2 separate regions of the Homo sapiens genome follow, and region 2 is linked to region 1. The links are chromatin loops, found by intact Hi-C in ENCODE. Cell type or tissue: mammary epithelial cell. All regions are shown on one strand. Each heading gives the region's core, and the rest is flanking DNA. Links, peaks and the distances in the headings are about the cores only.

Region 1 (9,600 bases), core at 2,482-6,481:
GCTACTCAGGAGGAGGCTGAGGCAGGAGGATTGCTTGAGCCCACACGATGGAGAGGTAGCACTGAGCTGAGATAGCACCATGGCACCCCAGCCTGGGCAACAGAGCCAGGCTTTGTCTTAAACAAACAAAGAACATGGTTTGTCCATTTAGATTTCCTTTTATGCCCTTTAGCAAGTTTTATTTTTTTTTCCATAAAGTTCTTGAACATTTTGTGGTGGTTAAATTTATTATTTTACTTATTTTTACATATAGCTATTAGAGAGGATCTTTATTTTTTAGTTCTCATATGTTTTCTAGTTAGTTACTACTAGAGTAACCTATCATCCTAGTTTATACCTGCTACATGCCATCCATTTATTCCCATTGTCCTGGTTTGGATAATAAATTAAATCGTGTGGCCTTAGTTATTAACAATTTTATCATTTAGGATTTCATTCAGTTTCAACTAATAAAACCTCACTAGTGGATTGTTAACAAATAAGAGGTATATTTATCTCATAACAGAAATCTGCATGTAGGTGGTCCAGTGCTCGTGCAACAGCTCCATAATATCTTCAGGAACCTCGCCTTGTCTTCCAGCACTACTGTCTGTAGAATGTATCTTTCATCCTCATTTGTAAGATGGTTTCTGCACCTTCTGGCATCTTTTCTATCTTCGAGACATACAGGAATAAAAATGCAGAGCAAAATGAGTTTTTGTTTTCTTTTCTGGAAAGAGTGAGTTCCCCAGCAGCATTTGCCTGCATTTGATTTACCAGAACTACCAGACACATGGCCATCTAGTTGCAGAGGCAGTTAAGGAGAAACAAGGATTAAATACATAATTTAAGAACTTAAACTTTATCCTGTAGAGAGGTATATGTTATTCAAGGTTTTTGAACCAGGGCATGACATAATAAAACGGAGATTAGAAAGATTCATTTGGAAATGGTTTGGAGAATGAGTTAGGCAAATGATTTTGAAGGCAAAGAAAGCCTAGCAGATTGATTAAAGTGGAGAAGAGCACTGAAGTCCAATTAGAAGACTTGTTTAATCAATATACTCAGCCTTTTGTGATAATGGTAATGGTTTGTGGGTAGATTAGTAACCTTGAAAACAGAAAGGAATAGTGGCTTATACTAGTGACTGTCCAGAAAGACCTAGCTGATCATTAAATTTTTGGAATTGTTGAGAAGGCCAGTTTTCTTTCATTCTAAACAGTTAACATAGTTAAGGAACATAGGTAAGGATACATTTAAGGAAATAGAATGTTTCAAATAGCTTAAAAAATTCTCTTGGCCAACTTTTTGATGAAGTTGGTAAAGTAGCAGTGTAAGTCCAAGAGCCCAGGCATATTTACTGTCATGATTTTCATAGCAATGAATAGGTAAAGAAAATACGAGCACTAGAAGCTAGAAAACATGCCATTTTCATGGCAAATATTAATGTTCTTCAGCTAAATGTTGTTTGGATGATGCTGGAACAAGAAGGCTAACTCATGACACCTCTGTTGTGACAGAGCAACATGCCTAGGGATTGAGTGGAGGGAACTCTGAACAGAATTTGAGTTGTGCCTTCTTCATATTGGAAGTATGTGGACAATTGTTTTTGTTGTTGTTTGTTTGTTTGTTTTGTTTTGTAAATAAGTGTCTGAGGCAGGAAGGGGCAATCTTTTTGGCCTGTTACCACTTCAAGTTTTTCTACCAGTGCAAGCCAAAAATAAGCTGAAAGAACAAACTAGGAAGAAGAAGAGCTGTGCTATAGCTTTCTTGGTCCAAATCTTGATTTTGGCATGGCATGTCAAAACCTAGAAAAAACTTACCCGCCCAACATTTGATATTTCATGTTAGGACTGCCTCTAACTCTAGCTGTGTTTCATGTAACATCTTCTCCATTTTGCTGCTTCTATGAATCTAAATATTACAGAAAAGGTAAAAAAAATCCTATATCCCTATGTTAATATGGATTTGTACAACTCTTGTCAGAAACTAGGTAACTTAGTCTTTAATAATAACCTTGTAACCTAGTCTTTAATAATAATAATTTAATAATAACCTCGACATCCATTCTTAGCAGTGATTCTTAAGTCTTTTTGAGCTACTCCTTGCCCCACCGTTACCAGTAATCCGATGAAAGCAAACATTCTTTTTTTCCCAGGGAAAGGGCCATATTCTCATACTTCGAAAGTTTTCTTTAAAGTATCAGGAGCCCAGTGCAGTGGCTCATGCCTGTAATCCCAGCACTTTGGGAGGCCGAGGCAGGATGATTGCTTGAGCCCAGGAGTTTGAGACTAGCCCAGGCAATATAGTGAGCTCTTATCTCTTCAAAAAATTAAAAAATTGACCTAGTGTGGTGGCACGCACCCAGCTGCTGGGTAGGGTGCGGTGGGAGGATCGCTTGAGCCTGGGAGGCGGAGGTTGGCTGGGTGACGGAGTGAGACCCTATCTCAACAAAAGGGAGCTGGGGGATGATCAGGAGCCCTTGATGTGGAAAAAAGTAGGATCAGATTTCTAATAAAACGCTTTCAGCCATGACATACTACTGCATTTCAACCTTGTGCAAAAAAAACAATTTTTAAAACTTCAATTCAGTGTTTTCAGCAAGATTCATGGGGACATTACAATTAAAACTGGAGCAAGTAGTCAACTAGGAATTGCATGGATATGAAAAATAATGCTGGGCGTTAGTGAATATTTGAGCATTACAGAAAATCTAATGAATTAACAAGGAGATAAAAGCGAAAATACGCAATCAGAATTTGGATGAGAGGTTTTCATTTTAATTCTGAAACTATTTCTTATTAGTTAAGCATCTGTTATGCCTCTGTTGTGTCAGGCATTGTAATATCTACAGAAGATGCAGTGGTGAGCAAGAGAGGTGTGATCCTACTCTTGGTGTGAAAGTTAAAAGAGTGAAAAATGATTAGAGGAAAGGCATGGTAGATATATTTAGAAGACACAATCTGTACATAAGTGGAATTCCAGAAAGAGGACATCATTTAAATTCTGAGGATTTTAAATTTCATGGTTATGGTGGGGCACCTTATAGTGATCTAGGCAGAAAACAGTTTAACTATACAAAGAAATAGTCTAGCCTTAGATTGCAAAGCAACACATTCTTAAGAGTTGGGTGGGAAAAAGATTATGATTCGTTGTAATTGAGTACATTCATTTCAAGTGGAATCCTAAGGTGTGTGTTAAGGCAGTATTTATTCTCAGACATGCATGGACTTAGAAGATATTTCACTAATACATCTTTTTCTAAAACATTAAAATGAAGATCTTAAGAAATGGAGAAGTTATTGTATAAAATGTTGGCGGTGAACAATGAAACCAGTTAAACATAGACTAAAATCTAAATAATCACATTTTTATAAAATAAATTTCAAAAAATATCACTTAAAATTACCAGAAAGATAATTTTCGTGTGAAATGTATAATCAAAAATTGGAATGTAGCCAAGGAGTAAAGGCTAAATGTTTCAACTTATACATCGGAACATAGTAGTTTCAAATTTCTTTTAAAATTGAAAATTACCATTAGTAGAATAGCACTAGAACTAATTTCTTCTAAATAATTGAGTTGAAGGAACATGTGGGATAAAATCCCATATAGTGCAAAAGGAAATGACAAGAGTGCCCAAAAAGAACAGAAAGTATGAAATTGCATGAGAACAGTTATGATGAAATTCAGATCAATTAACAAATACTTGCTGAATGTTTAAGCATGACTTTATGCACTGGGAATAGAATATTGAAGAACACAAAGTCTCTGGTATCACAGAGTTTTAACTTCAAGGGGTAGAGAGAGAAAGACCACAAATAAGTTAAAAATGCATATGTATTATGTTTGTTTTCAACAAGTGCTATGGTAAAAAAAAATTAGGAAAGGGGAATAGAAGTACTCTTGTTGGGGAATGAAGAGCTGTGCAACTTTCAGTAAGTTAGTTGGGGAAGATCTCATTGAAAAGGTGATATATGAGCAAACATTTGAAGAAGATGAGGGAACAAACCACGTCCTGGATTGAGAGCATTCCAGACAGAAGGAATAGCACCTGTCAAACCTATACCTTTGTAGCATCTTAGAGGAGTAGAAAGGATGCTTGGGGATGGAGTGAAGAAGTATAGGAAGGAAGTGTATTGTGGTTTGGGAGTTAGAAGGTAGGTAGAACATACGTTGTAAACTTTTAGAGGCCATTGTTAAGTACTGGCTTTTTTTCCTTGAGTCTAATGAGAGGTTTTGAGTTGTGGAACAGCAGGTTCAGTCTGGGTTTATGTTGTGAATAGAGAGTGAGTGAATGGCAAGGACTGAAGCAGAGACCATTACGAGGCGATTGTAGTAATCAAAGCAAAAGGTAGTAGTAGATTAGACCAGGGTGATAGCAGTTGAACTTTAGACATTTGAGATGTCACAGTGCTATGAGAAACCATGTTTTTGAAAGTTACAGTAGTTCCCGTTTATCTGAGGCTTGGCTTTGCAGTTTCAGTGGTCAGTTGTGGTTTGAAAATATTGAATAGAAAATTCCAGAAATAAACAACATGTTTTAAACTGTGCCCTGTTCTGAGTTAGCATGATGAAATTTCATGCAGTCCAACTCCAGCCCACTGGGGCTGTGAGTCATTGCTTTGTCTAGAGTATCCACATTTTATATGCTACCTGCCCACTAGTCACTTAATAGCTGTCTTGGTTATCAGATTGACCGTCACTGTATTGCAGTGCTTGTGTTTAACCCTCATTTTACTTAATAATGGCCCTAAAGTGCAAGTATGGTGATGCTGGCAATTTGGATATGCCAAAGAGAAGGGGAAAAATGTTTCCTTTAAGTGAAAAGTTGAAAGTTCTGGACTTAATAAGGAGAGAAAAAAATTGTATGCTGAAGTCGCTAAGATCTACAGTACAGTAAGATATTTTGACAGACCGTATTCACGTAAGTTTTATTACACTATATTCTTACAACTTATTTTTTTAATTTAAAATATGGAATGCCTAACGAATATGCGTGTCATCCTTGCGCAGGGGCCATGCTAATTACCGTATCATTCCAATTTTAGTATATGTGCTGCTGAAGGGAGCGTTTTTCTATTTTATTATTGTTGATCTTTTACTATGTCTAATTTATAAATTAAACTTTCATGTATATACAGGAAAAAAAACATAGTATATATAGGGTTCAGCACGAGCACGGTTTCAAGGCATCCACCAGGGGTCTTGGATAAGGAGAAACTGCTGTAGTTAATGATAAGAAAATGCAGATGAGTTGTGAAAGATGAGATGTAAAATTAGGCTGTGTAATCACAAATTGAAAAAAATGTCTTTATAAATAGGAAAAGGTAATAATCATGTGTCCTTTAGAATAGGAAGATTTTAGATTTTTGTTCTATATTTTCTAAATTGCTTTATACTAAATTTCTTTTGTTCAAAATATTTTTCCTACGTAGAACAAAGAGGTGAAGAAAAAGACTTTAGAGTCAAAGAAAGTATCTGCATCTACCTTAAAGTAAGTGACTTTATGATTTCATATGTGAGAATGAAATGTGCATATGACTTAAGAAATTTTAATTTTTAAAACCGCATTTTAAATATATTTTATCACTATAACTATAGTTTAAGAGGGATATCACTCCAGTTGAATTATTTTAAACGTTTTTAGGTTTAAATATTACATTTTTAGGATTTTGTAGAACTTAGAATTCCTAAGTTGCTGCTAAATTTTTTCTCCTTTTAAATAGAAGAGATGCAGATGCTTCAAAAGCTGTTGAAATTGTTACTTCAACTTCTGCTGGTAAGTTGTTACTTTTAATATTCTTTCAAATGAGTGTATCTTGTCAGTTTAGTAGAAACTTAGATGATGATGCTATGAAGACACTATTGTGCTTTAATGAAGGAGACCCAAATTACATTCTTTAATTGGCCCCTGTATTAAGCAGGCGGTTAATATTTAATGCTGTGTAATTACAGAATCACTTCTGGAGTAAATACAACAAATCTGTGAGATAATGTATGTGAAATAGCTATCGTAGTTCCACAGTTAATAGCTGTTTTTTACATGTTTAGGTTAGTTATGCAATATCTCCCTCCATCCCTTCCCGATAAACCCACAAGACACAAAACATAAGAAAGGTATGTTAAGAATGCTTATCTGGTCCTCTTTGATTTTGGAGGTTAATTGAGAGCCAAAAAGCAAGCAAAAAAGACTATCCAGAAATGGATGCTATCATACTCATGTACTAAAAGCTATTTCTTTATACTCAGGAAAATACTTGAAGCCATCATTATGAATCCAGTTAAATAAATTTTGCATACAGTTTTATAATCCGGGTTCTCCTTTTTCTTAGTCCATTTAGGACTAGAAAGGTGGAAAGTTTTGAGACTAGTACTAGTGAGAATAAACAGCTCGATAGTGAAAGACAGGAAAGAAAAGCTAAAATAAGGCAGAGACAAATTTAGGAACTTACATTGCGTTTTGTATGTTCTGTTTGGGGAAGGTAAAAATATAGTGTGTTGGTTTTTCTAACTGGAATGAGGTAAGAATTTAGGCACTAAGTTTTACTAGTGAGGTGAAAATTGGATTGTGGAATATCTCATTTCCCCGTAATGTTTAGTTGTATAGAGTATTGAAGTATTGAAGGTTAGCAGAGATACTATGAATGGCTTCTGGAAGGCAGTACATTTTGATTAAGATTTTAAATTAGGTAACATTATGTGAAGAGATAAAATGTGGAGGCAGAAGATTACTTCATCTGGGGGGCACACAACAACAAAGGTAACAAAGTTCAATTATTCTATTGAAGGCCTTGAAGGGTCATGCTGAGAAGTTTTCAAATTTGACCCCATTAGTAGCATTTTCAGAATGTGTCATGTTAAAGAGTAATTTCTGAAAGAAGTTTTGGGTAAAAAGGTTTGGGGTGTGTGTTATAGCTATTTTTTCTCTTTTGAAAAAATAATTCACAGAACACATTTTATGAAATCCTTCAGGAAAGAAACCTATTTAGCTTTGTTTAGTCCACTGTTTCCTAAGCTTGGCAAAAGTACACTCCATTTTTTCTGGATAAGAGCTAGTAAAAATTGGTACAGACTCTGGGAAATTGCAGTAGAGAATATGGAGCCACTCACTAATTGTTTAGGATTCTTATATAGATTGGATAAATTGGAGAGATGTAAAAATCCCACTGAGAAAAAACAGCTGGGCTTCACTTTGGGATGATGAGGACCTGATGTGAAAAAGGTTAATTTAAGTGATGTGAGGAGGTAAAATTTGCATTTTATTATATGGAATTTTTCAGTAAGTGAGTTTAAAAAATTTTTTAAATAATTATAAAATTTCCAAGTTTCAGTCCTGATAGGTTTTACTAAGAGTGCGATGATATTATTGATTACAATTGGAAAACTCACAGTGGTGCCTTTGAATTTGGGGTTAGGTCCTTAGATTTCAACATTACCAAGTTTCAGCTGTCACGAGTATCTGCTAGAGATATTCTTTAGTCAGCCAATCATATGGCATTGAAAGTGAGATACTTGGGAATTTTTTTAAGTTTAAGGTCTAAATTTTGGAAAGCTAAAATACTTCCTTGCAATATAAATGTAGAAAGAAAAAGGAGCCTATAAACAGGACTGAGAAAGTGACAGGTGAGAAAGGAAGGGTACTTGATAATTTTTTGAGATCCGCTCAGATTGAAGAGTGACAGGAAGAGTTAATTAGAGCAGTTTTAAGGATAAATTTGATTATAAGCACAGGGAGGAAGCAAGAGTGTAATTTGATCATGAATGGAAACATTCGAGCTCTTACCCAGTACTAATTAAAAAGAAAAATAGTAATTACTGAGTAGCTATTATATGCCCATGATAGGGGGCACTTTGTAGAGGCTTAGGATGTATCAGTGGACCAAATAGGCATGGCTGTCCCCAGACAGTTTACATTTTTAACTTGAGGTGACAAATATTAAATATAAAATAAACATTAAATAATATGAGTTTTAGAAAATGAGAAGTTCTGTGACACAAAGCTAAAGCAGAACCAGGGTAAAGGTGATGCAGGATTAGTTTGTTTTAAAGTTAGAATTTAGTGTACAAAATAAGGTAAAAATGACTTATTAAGTAGACAGACCTACTAACATAATCTGTACCAGAAGAGAGAAAACAAAGAAAAGAAGCCTCACATTTGTGGGTATGATATTTATGCTGGACACATGGGCACATAGTATATTTATGTTATTTTGTTTAATCTTTCAAACCGTTCTTTGAGTTGTAGTTAATGTTTGGCTGGGTGCGATGGCTTATGCCTACAATCCCAGCACTTTGGGAGTTTGAGGCGGGTGCATCACCTGAGGTCAGGAGTTCAAGACCAGCCTGGCCAACATGGTGAAACCCCGTCTCTACTAAAATACAAAGATTAGCTGTGTGTGGTGGTAGTAGTCCCAGCTACTCAGGAGGCCGAGGCACGAGAGTCTCTTGAACCTGGGAGGCAGAGGTTGCAGTGAGCCAAGATCGTGCCACTGCACTCCAGCCTGGGTGACAAGAGCGAGACTCCACCTCAAAAAAATATATTGTTCTCATTTTCTAGAAGAGATAGATTCAGAAAGGTTAAATGAGTCAGGGCCACATGGAGGAGTTAGAATTTGAACGCAAAACTTTATGATTCCAAAGCGTTGCATATACTAAATTACCTCCCTCAAGAATGAAAACTTCTTGATTTTCTTGGATCACTACTTTTCTCCAGCCTTTCTAGTTTTCCTAATAATCTTTTCCTCTTCTCATGTCATGCTTTTCTTCCTGGGTGGTTTTTTTTTTTTTTTTTTTTTCTTCTTTTATTGAGATGGAGTTTCACTCTGTTGCCTAGTTTGGAGTACAGTGGCATGATCTTGGCTCACTGCAACCCGTGCCTCCCAGGTTCAAGTGATTCTGCCTCAGCCTCCCGAGTAGCTGGGATTACGGGTATGCGACACTATGCCTGGCTAATTTTTCTTTTTTTTTTTCTTTTTCTTTTTTTTTTTTTTTTTTTAGTAGAGATGGGGTTTCACCTTGTTGGCCAGGCTGGTCTCAAACTCCTAAACTTAAGTGATGCACCCACCTCGGCCTCCCAAAGTGCTGGGATTACAGGTGTGAGCCACCATGCCTGGCCCTCTTCCTGGGTGATTTCTTTCCTGTCAGTCTTTAAGGACATCTCCCTTACGTACATAAACTCTTCTATCCCCTTGAGTATACTCTTCTCATTTTCTTATATTATTTAACAGTTACCACTAATCATCCGGTAGAGTAGTTCTTAACCCTGTCTTCTCTTTTCTTCTGTTCAACATAATTCAGATTTAGATAACATCCTTCCCCTTTTCAGCCAATCAGTGGCGGATCCATATTAGTTTTCCACTGACTCTACTTCAGCTCTCAAATTCTTTATATGTAGCTCCATCATGCCTGTAACTCCTTTTAATTCAGACCTGTCGTCTCACATTTGAACTTTGGAAGATAGCCTCCTGACTGGTATTTTTTATTCCATACTCTGCTTTATTATACACGTTGTTGCCCAGAGGTCTCTTTAAAGCAGATCTGATCATTCTACTTCTAGCAACCAGTGGAATAAAGTCCAAATTCTTTGGCTTTCCATAAATTATTCTTTGCCCTTTGACC
Region 2 (9,600 bases), core at 1,631-5,630, 120 kb after region 1:
ATTTCTCTACCCTCAGGAATGATCAAAAAGAAATCTAACCCTCTTGCATATGACAGCACTTCAAGTCATGGTCTAATATGGTGCTGACAGTCACTGGGTGGGATGGGAATGTGCAGAGAAGCACAGGAACATGGTGAGTGGGGAGGGGAAGAAGGGAACTGACACCTACCAAGTTCTATCTAGGTTCCAGGCACATGTGGGGGGTGATAGGTGTATTAACTGAAATTTTACCAGAACTCTCTGAAGTATTCATTATTTCCTCCAAGCTCCAACAATGCAGGGTGGGTTGTCCATTTTATTCTCATCAGTATCCCCAGTACCTACAACCGTACCTGACCCATGAGTGGTGCTCACTACATATTTGTTGAATGAATGAATGAATGACTTTTACAGATGAGGAAACAGTCTCAGAAAGTTTATGTCATGTGTGCCCAGCCACGCAGCTGGTCAGATTGCAGGGCTAGGTTTCTGGCATGGTAGGATGACTTGAGGGCTCTTATTGTTAAATCACTGAATGATTAATACTTTTGGAAGATAGTTGAGAGAAAGAACATTTTCAAAGTGTTGCTGTAGGTTGAAAGGTACAGTTTGAAAACACTGGGTTGGTGAGTGTGACATCCTAGGGTCAACCACCTGGGCTGTTCCATGAACCCAATAGAACAGGAGCTATGTGGCCTGCCAGCCTTTCTGGATCACTTTCCTTTGGGGCATTTGGGAGAAGGTAGCTTGTCTCCTGTCCACTTCTTTTTCAGTCTGAGCCGTACCCACTCCTCCCATCTTCCTGCAGCTAACATGGCTCTCAGCACCAGGGGCCGTGGTCCTCTAGGCTGCCCCAGCCCTGGTTCCTGCACACCCACATTCTTCAGCTTAAACCGCCACTGACATAGGGGAAGGCCCGGAGTCACTGGGGCAGGGGCTCTGCTACCCTCTGCAGGCGTGGAGGCAGGGCCCTAAAAGAGGGAGGAGAGGTGGAAGAGAAGGGTTCACTGTGGGTGTGGAGGCATGGAGACCACTCTCATTGGTGGCTCTCTTCTGGGTCCTCAGGCATCCTACCACAGGGTTGCCTCTCTCTGACCCACTTGTTTCTCTGGGGTCTCTGCCAGCTACCGTGATGCAGAGCTGCACCCTCAGTGCACCCTTCTCTTCCACCTCCCCTCCCTCTTTAGGGCCCTGCCTTCAAGGCCACCTCCTGAAAACTCCAAATGCCATCCCTGCATAGTGTAGACTATTAGACCTCCCAGCCTCCTCTTCATATGATACTTTAACCCATCTGAAAAATAGAATTAATTAGCTTTTAAAAGCTTTTTAAAATGGCCACTCAAGGCTGGGCGTGGTGGCTTATGCCTGTAATCCCAGCACTTTGGGAGGCCAAGGTGGGTGGACCCCTTGAGCCCAGGAGTTTGAGACCAGTCTGGGCAGCAGAGTGGGAGGCCACGCTGTGCAGGGCCACACAGGGAAGTGCTGGGGTCAGTGCCAGAATCAGTGCAGGGGTCAATCAGGAGGCAGAGAGAGCGAGGGGAACACGGGGACAAGCGCCTTTATTGTGGTTTCCAAGGGAAGGAATGGGCGAGGCAGGGTAAACAGGCCTGGGGACTGGCCAGTTTGAATAATTTCTGTGGGCTCTGGGCACACTTACACGTAGACATATAGCTGTCTATGTACCGACATAGACGGTAGGGGCTGTCCTGAGTTGCTGGAACCTGGCCCTATGGTGCTTAGGACAGGGGAATGTGGGCCCTGAGTGTGACAGGCTGTGGAGGAGGTGTGGGGTATGGGCTCAGAGTGGCTGGTTTGCATATGAAAGGCCTGCTGGTAAGTGAGGAGTCCTTTACCATCTCCAGGAATTCTGGGAAGAGAGTGCCTCCAAGGTCAACAAGGCTCCAGATGTCGAAGCATCAGAAATACAAAAAACATAGTTTGGCATAAGATTAAAAAAATATGGGCCAGGTCAAATGTATAGACTGGGCTCCCCTTCCCACGGATTAAGCAAACCAATGACCTTTCTGTTTCTTTCATGATGCACTCATGGGCCTCTAAGATGGCACAGGAGGCTCACTGTAGAGTTCAAAGCAAAGCCTCAGGCTCTGTCAGCCTTGTTATTTGTGTGAAATCAGGCAAGTCAAACACCTTCCCAAGTCCCAGTTTCCTTGTCTGTGAGGTGGACTGAACTAATAACAGTACCTACCCCACAGGACTAGTGTCCTAATATGTACCTAGTTGATGTAACTGCCCTACAGATTCATCGTGCTGGCTGCCAAGATAGAGCTGATTTATCAAGACAGGGGAATTGCAACAGAAAAAGAGTTTAATACTGAGCTGGCTAAATGGGAGACTGGAGTGTTATTCTTACTCAAATCAGCCTCCTCGAAAATTCAGAGGCTAGAGTTTTTAAAGACTGTTTGGTGGTGATACGGTTTGGCTGTGTCCCCACCCAAATCTCATCTTGAGCTGTAGTTCTCATAATCCCCATGTGCTGTGGGAGGGACCCAGTGGTAGGTAATTGAATCATGGGGACAGTTATCTTCACCCGGTTCTCGTGATCTGAGGTTTTATAAAGTGGTTCCCACACTTCACTCTGTACTTCTTGCTGCTGCCATGTAAAGAAGGACATGTTTGCTTCCCCTTCCCCCATGATTGTAAGTTTCCTGAGGCCTCCCCAACCCTGCTGAACTGTGAGTCAATTAAACCTCTTTCCTTTCTGAATTACCCAGTCTCAGGTATATCTTCATTAGCAGTGTGAGAACAGACTAATACAGGTGTGTTCCCAGACCAAACCGAGGGTCTGGCTGCTTATTCTCATGGCCCAATAATGAGATGAAGATGAACTGGGAAAGAAGAGAGTTTATTTCTGTAATCAGGTACAGGCAGAAGGCCTGGAAAATATCAGCAGATCAACTCGAAATTACAAAGTTTTCCAGAGCTTATATACCTTCTAAGCTATATCTCTACATGTGAGCGTGCATTCTTCTAAAGACCTAAGTGTCTAACTTCTTTGAATCTATAACTAAAACTAAGGTCTGAGTTTTGAAGACCTTCTTCTGGAGCCTCAGTAAATTTACTTAATCTAGGTGGGTCTAGGGGCCAGGGGTGATTATCCTTCGCTTGTCTCCTGCTAAATCATGGAGGTTTGGGGAGATCCTTTAGACCCCCAATAAAACTTGATTGTTGAGGCCTGGGGAGTTTCTTCAGACCCCCAGTAAAAACTTGTTTAGTCCTAAATGGGTCCTGTTAAGAATTCCTTTGTTATCTTGTCATGCTTCAAGTCCCCGGAAAGGCCTGGGCAAAACTCTTGGTGGGCTTTTGTTACATTCCAGCCTTTGTGTGATGGCACTGGCTCTATCAGCTTTGAATGTTTAACTTCACCACTCAGTCAGTGCTGAAACAGCTGTTATGAAGACCTGCCTGTTCAGCTGTTAGCGAGATCTGGCCTGCCACAGGTGGGCAGGGGGCTAGGGAATAGGAGTGCTGATTTGTTGGGTCAGGGATGGAATCACAGGAAGTTGAGGCTGTCCTCTAGCCATGAGTCAATTCCTGGGTGGGGACCACATGACCAGATGAGCCAGTTTACCAGTCTAGGTAGTGCCAGCAGGAATGCAGTGTCTGAAAAATACCTCAAACACCAATCTTAGGTTCTACAATAGTGACGTTATCCATAGGAGCAACTGGGGAGGCTCGGAATCCCGTGGCCTCTGGCTGCATGACTCCTGAGTCATAATTCCTAAGCTTGTGGCTAATCTGAGTTTTACAAAGTTACTCTGGTCTCCAGGCAAGGACGAGGTTTGTTTCTGGAAAGGGCTGTTTTCATCTTTGTTTCAAAGTTAAACTATAAACTAAAATTTTCTATGGTTAGCTGGCCTATGCCCAGGAATGAATAAGGGCATTTTGGAGATTAAAGGCAAGATGGAGTCGGTTGGGTCAGATCTCTTTCACTGTCATCATTCTCTCATTTTTATAATTTTTGCAAAGCCGGTTTCATTAATAGGAGGGTTGCTATTATTAGCATGCAAGTTCCATGAGGTCAGAGACTGTATTTTGTTGGACATACTAAATAAGTATTTGTTGAATGAATAAATTCTAAGATTTTTAAGGAGTTTTTACGTTTTGTTTTTAAATTTAATTTTTTACGTTGGTAAAAACTTTAAGAAGTTGTAAAAACAGAAACTATATTTAAAAACGCAGTGAAAATTCTCCCTGGCCTCTTTGTCCCTGATCTGCCCAGTTCTTGCTGTTCCCTAACAGGTAACCCCTCTTCTTAGTTTCTTATGGATCATTCCAGAGATCTTATATTATTGCTTAATCGCCCATATAGATTCTAACTTTCCTCTTTTTTATGCAGCAAGTAGCTTATTATACATGCTCTTTTGCACCTTGTTTTATCACTTAACAGTGTATCTTGAAGATTTTCCATGTAAGTGAATAATTCCCCATTATTGTTATAGCTGTCTAGTGTTCCATTGTATGAATGTACTGTACTTTATTTACCTGTCGTCTATGATGGACACGTGAATTGCCTCCTGTGTTTTGTTTTGTTCTTACAATGATGTAATAAGACCCAATGTTTTAAAATAAAATTGTTTTGATTTCTTTGTGCTTTATTAAAATAAATTGACTTGGCCACCATGATTCCCACCCTCCCACATGCTGCCTAAGGCTAAGGTTTGGGGGCCACCCATGCCTCCTTCCCTTCTGCCATACGGCAGTAGTAGCACCCCTGGATGGTGAGTTTGGGAACTAGTTCTTTTTCTACGGAGGAAAAGCATGTGCCCTGTCAGACCTCAAGCTGCCTTGGCCTCTCCTTCCCTTGCCCATGCCAGTTCCTGCCTTCTCTTTCTTTGGGTTGGCAGCGGCTCTTTCGGTCCCCACACTTCTCCACCCCCCACATTCCAATGGCTCCAGAGCACAGCTAGCCAAGAGGTCTGAGGAGGCTGGGAGCACCTGTGGTGTTTTCCTCCATGTGGGCTGCAGGGGGTGTGGCCAGGACCCACGGGTGTCATTTCCACCCATGTAGGCTCTGCTCTGCACACACTCATAGCTGGCCCTGTGCAGGACCCCTGGCCCCCTCCTTGCCTCATCTGAGCCTCTGGAATCCTGTCTGCCACTTGCCAGGCCCCTGGTTGGTGCCGACTGAGAGTGCAGCATCCCTGATGAGCAGAGGGCACCTGGCCCTGGAGCCTGTGCTTCAGTCTGACTCCAGATGGGGCGGGTCTCCTCAAGGGCCCCAGACCTAGAGGCCCCTGGATAAAGCCACATCTCCTCCATCCCTGTGAAATGAATGGATGAATGATGAGTGGCCTTCTGGGTTTTCTGTGACCAACCTCAGACCCCTCTAGCCTCCCAGGGGTCCCTCTTCTGCGCCCCCCACCTCTCCTCCCTGAGCAATGCTTCCTGGGAGGCTCTGAATTTCTGACTCTTGTGAACTTGACTACCACAGCCTGCTCCTTACACTGCGGGAGAGGCAGCCTGCCCTGCTATTTCCAGCCCTTCCTTCTACAGGAGTGGGGGCTGGTGAAGCCACCCTTCTTGGAGGGACTTGCCCCCAGGCCGATAGCAGGGTTTGGGGGTGCATTTCATGGCCCCAAAAAGCATTTCAGGGAGGAAATAACAAGCAGTCAACCCTGGCTGCTGTCTCTTGGGCATCCAAGAGGCACCCCAGGCTGGCAGGGGTGGGGGTGCTACTTCCTTCTGCATTTCCTGCCATTGTTCCCTGACCCACTTCCGGGAATTCTCCCTGGGCTGGGAGGGCTGGACAACCAGCAAGGGAGGCAGAGGAGGTCTGGCTTTTCTCGGCACCCTATGACCTGGCTGCTAACTCTGCTCTGCTCAGTCCTGAGGGCTCCTAAGCTGGAGCTCCAGCTGCCATGTACAGCTCTCTGGTCCATGAGGCCTCCTTGGGCCCTGCCTCCCAGTCCCCAAGGAGAGAAGCCTCAGTGCTCTGGGGGATTGACAGGGAACCTAGATACCCGGGTCCTGGGGCTGACTCAGCCATTCTCCTGCTTGAACAAGTCACTCCCCTCTGCCACCCCAGTTTTCTCGTGATGGGCAGGGTTACTCTGATCTCTGATGTCGCATGGACTCATGCATCCTCTATACCTACTGTCTGGTCTTTTTGACATTGTCTGGGTCCTGAGGACAATTCAGTCAACATACTGACGGGTGCCTTCTGGCACCAGCCCCTAGGATGGAGACACTCCAGGAGCCCCAGCTTATTAAGTGATGGTAAAAATCCTGCTCCATGCTGTGAAGGAATGGAACACAAATCAGTTTACATTCTAGAAAATATGGCTCCTAACACTGTGAGGGGGTTTCAAACCCTGGATTGAATATTAGTGAATATCTCTCCCCCTCTATCCCCTTCTTTCAGAAAGGGTTAGAAAATGGACCTTGAGCGTATATTACATTTACTGCCTTGCTAGCAAGGGCACGAGCAAGGCGGCAGAGTCTGTTGCTTTCAAGAAGGATGGAAAAAGAGGGATTTCATTGTTGAGAAGCTTAAATAAGTGGCTAGTTTTTAATTTTAAGTTTTATTATGATAAATCGACATAAACGCTACCATTTTAACCATTTGTGAGCATACATTTCAGTGGCGTTACATGCATTCATGATGTCATGCAGTCATTCCCACCGTCCACCTCCAAAATGTTCTCATCTTCTAAAACTGAAACTCTGTAACTGTTCAATAATAAATCCTCACTTCCTCCTCCCCCCAGCTTGTATCAGCCACCATTCTACTTTCTATGAATTTGACTACTCTAGCTACCTCATACAATATTTGTCTTTTTGTGACTGGCTGATTTCACTTTGCGGAATGTCTCCAAGGTCCATCCATGTTGTAGCATGTGTCTGAATCTTCTTTTTTGAGACTGAATAATATTCCATTGTATGGATGGACCACATCTTGTTTGTGCCTCTGTTGATGGAGACTTGGTTTGCTTACACCTCTTGGCTATTGTGAATAATACTGCTGTGAACACAGGTGTGCAAATATCTAGGTCCCTGATTTCAATTTTTTTGGGGGTATATAACTAGAAGTGGAATTGCTAGATCATATGCTAATTCTAGGTTTAATTTTTTGAGTAACTGCTATGCTGTTTCCCACAGTGGCTGCACCGTTTACGTCCCTACACACCATGCACAAGCATTCCAGTTTCTCCATATCCTGGCCAACACTTGTGATTTTTCTCTCCATGACTCTGTGTGTGTGTGTGTGTGTGTGTGTGTGTGTGTGTGTGTGTGTTTATAATAGCCATCCTAATGGATGTGAAGTAGTATCTCAGTGTGAGTAGTCAGTTTTAAAAATCACCTCGTTAGGTCGAGGTTGCAGTTTTATTTGATAGGGTCATAAAAATCTATATTCCAATCAATATTTGCAGAGACCAGAAAAGGGATGAGCCCAGATGACAGGTGTGCTGTTCATCCATCAGGAAAAAGCAGTTAATAAGTACACCTGTGGCTGTTCACCAGCCTAACATGGCCTTGTGCCCTGACAGTAATGTTCAGGGTAAGTCCATTTCTCAGGGAGGCAAGCAGAAGTCACACACAGACACCAGGCGACAGGTTCCTACAGTCACAGGCCACTCACTGCCCATGGTTTCCTGCTGCCTCTACAGAGGGGCAGACTATATGGTGAGCCCACTTCATAGCTTCCTCTGCTCTCTTTGAAGGGAGCATGTGCCAACCATCGCGCTGCTGACCTACTCTTTCCTAATAGCCCATACATGTGCCCCACCCCTCCTGTCAGTCAGAAATGCAGCCTCTGGTGCGTGTGGTATGGACCGCCCAGGGCCTCTCAGGAGTGGAGCCTGTTTCCCCTGCCCCAATATCCTTTTCTCCCTGTCCCTGAAGACAGGAAGGTTTCCTTGCTTTTCATGTACAATCAATCACTGCCGGCGGAGCCCTGGGATTCCAATACAGACGGCCTGTGTAGACATGGGTCATATGATCTGCTGGGGCTCAGGGGCAGTGTGGGGGTGATGAGATACTGACCTGGTGGACTGTCAAGGGCTCATGGGAAGACAACCCTTCATCTCTGGGGAGGCGTGGCTGGGCCTCTGGGGAGGGGCAGGAAGGGGTCAAGGTGGACCTTGGAGAAGGAAAGGTATCTCTTATCCCTTCCCATGCCCAAGTATTTCCCTAGGGGCCAGGCCTTCCAGGGATGGTGCATGGTGGTGACTGGGTGTGGGGGTGCAGGAGAGCCCTCGTGGGGTGCTGGGTGACTGTGTGGTCTAGGCAGACCAGCCTCATCTGAGTGGTGGCAGTGAGGGGTCTGGCAGAAGAGCCAGGGTGCCTTAGGCTAGTTTTCTACATTTGACTTCTCTCTCCTCTCAGGTTCCTGGGGGAAGCCAAGGTCCCACTCCGAGAGGTCCTCGCCACCCCTAGTCTGTCCGCCAGCTTCAATGCCCCCCTGCTGGACACCAAGAAGCAGCCCACAGGGGTAAGTGCCCATCAGCCTCTGCCAGGTTAAGGTCCAAGGCATTGCCAGGTGGCTTCCTCTTTGGGCCTTGCCATTCTGACCCCAGACATGCATCTGACTTCAGCTCCCTTGAAGCAGGCCTGGCCCTCCCTGACCAGAGTTTGCAGTGTCTGGAGGGGCACTGGACTAGGGGAGATGGGAAGGGCAGAGGGAGCCCTGACCCCACCTGCAGGGCTCAAGTCAGCCTTGGCTCGCAGCAGCTTGGCCTGCCCCTTGGTCTGGTGCTGCCGGTCTGGCCACCTCCTGTCCCCAGCTTCCTGGTCAGCCTTGGCTATAGCCCACCTAGTCTCCCTGGCAGACCTCCCCTCCTCCCTCACCATCCAGCCCTCTTCTCCAGATTCAGAATCTCTGAACCATCTGGGTCACAGGGCATGAGGGATGGAGGGAAAGAGCCCTCTCCCCTGCCCACCAGGACCCTCTTCCTTTTCCTCCGTTGTTCTTCCTGCCCCTCCCTGGCCTTCTCAGTGCTCCCCCCAAGTCCAATCAGACAATTCCCAGCCCTCCTCTCTGCCTGTTATTTTTAGTGAGCTAAATATACCCTGTAGGGTTCTCTCTTCTTGGTAGAATTCCTGACCTCTCCTGTGGGTTAGCCCCGCCTTCCAGGATGTACCAGGAACCATGGATTGGAACTACTTCCGCCCTGTGAGGCCTGGGGGATTCAGGCCCTGACTTGTCTCAGACAGGGCAGTGGTACTGCCCCGTGGCGGGTGTGTGAGGCCGGGGCTCCTGGCTGGCTGGGTGAGTCAGGAAGTAGCCGGTCTGGGCAGATCTCTGAATGGAACGAGACTGGATGCTGAGACCTAGAGAAAAGGAACCACTGAAGTCACATAGTCAGTGGCTGTTCCCATGGGGGCCTGGACCAGGAGCTCATCCCCTAGACCCTCTGGTGGAATGGCTGTGGATGGACTCCTGGTTCACTGAACTCTCAGTCTGCTGCCCTCTCGGTGCTGGACTTTGCTCCCAAGGGGTCTTAGGCTGGGGATGGCTGGGCTGCTCCCTTGATGGAAGATGTCACTTCCCAGGAAAGTCCATCTGTTTCCCACACAGGGCTCACTGGCAGAATGTTCTGGTTTAGAGCAGTATTCACTGAGCCTGTCTCCATCACCCTGAGTCCCCTCTCATCCTCCGTT

What was found. Peaks named below come from ENCODE experiments on the same cell type or tissue, not always from the same donor. Only the 100,000 strongest peaks of a DNase experiment are listed, where the experiment ranks them.
Region 2: it touches region 1 in a loop (11-fold over the local background); 1 of 110 quality-filtered maps calls a loop at or near these places.

What each region holds. Positions count from the first base shown.
Region 1 is chr2:71,374,805-71,384,404 of GRCh38, forward strand. ZNF638 (zinc finger protein 638) reads left to right here. Exons shown (of 28, transcript NM_014497.5): 9 at 5,418-5,476; 10 at 5,709-5,761. It also overlaps the pseudogene RNU6-105P. Among named protein-coding and RNA genes, the nearest start is that of ZNF638, 48 kb to the left of the region's middle. In mammary epithelial cell, for the core only: no CTCF peak of the experiment used is centred there; a DNase peak (open chromatin) is centred at 4,587; H3K27ac peaks cover 552 bases.
Region 2 is chr2:71,494,889-71,504,488 of GRCh38, forward strand. It overlaps DYSF (dysferlin), which reads left to right. Exons shown (of 56, transcript NM_001130987.2): 4 at 8,326-8,431. Among named protein-coding and RNA genes, the nearest start is that of DYSF, 33 kb to the left of the region's middle. RefSeq lists enhancers at 5,381-6,059, 8,419-8,918. In mammary epithelial cell, for the core only: no CTCF peak of the experiment used is centred there; a DNase peak (open chromatin) is centred at 3,623; H3K27ac peaks cover 2,445 bases.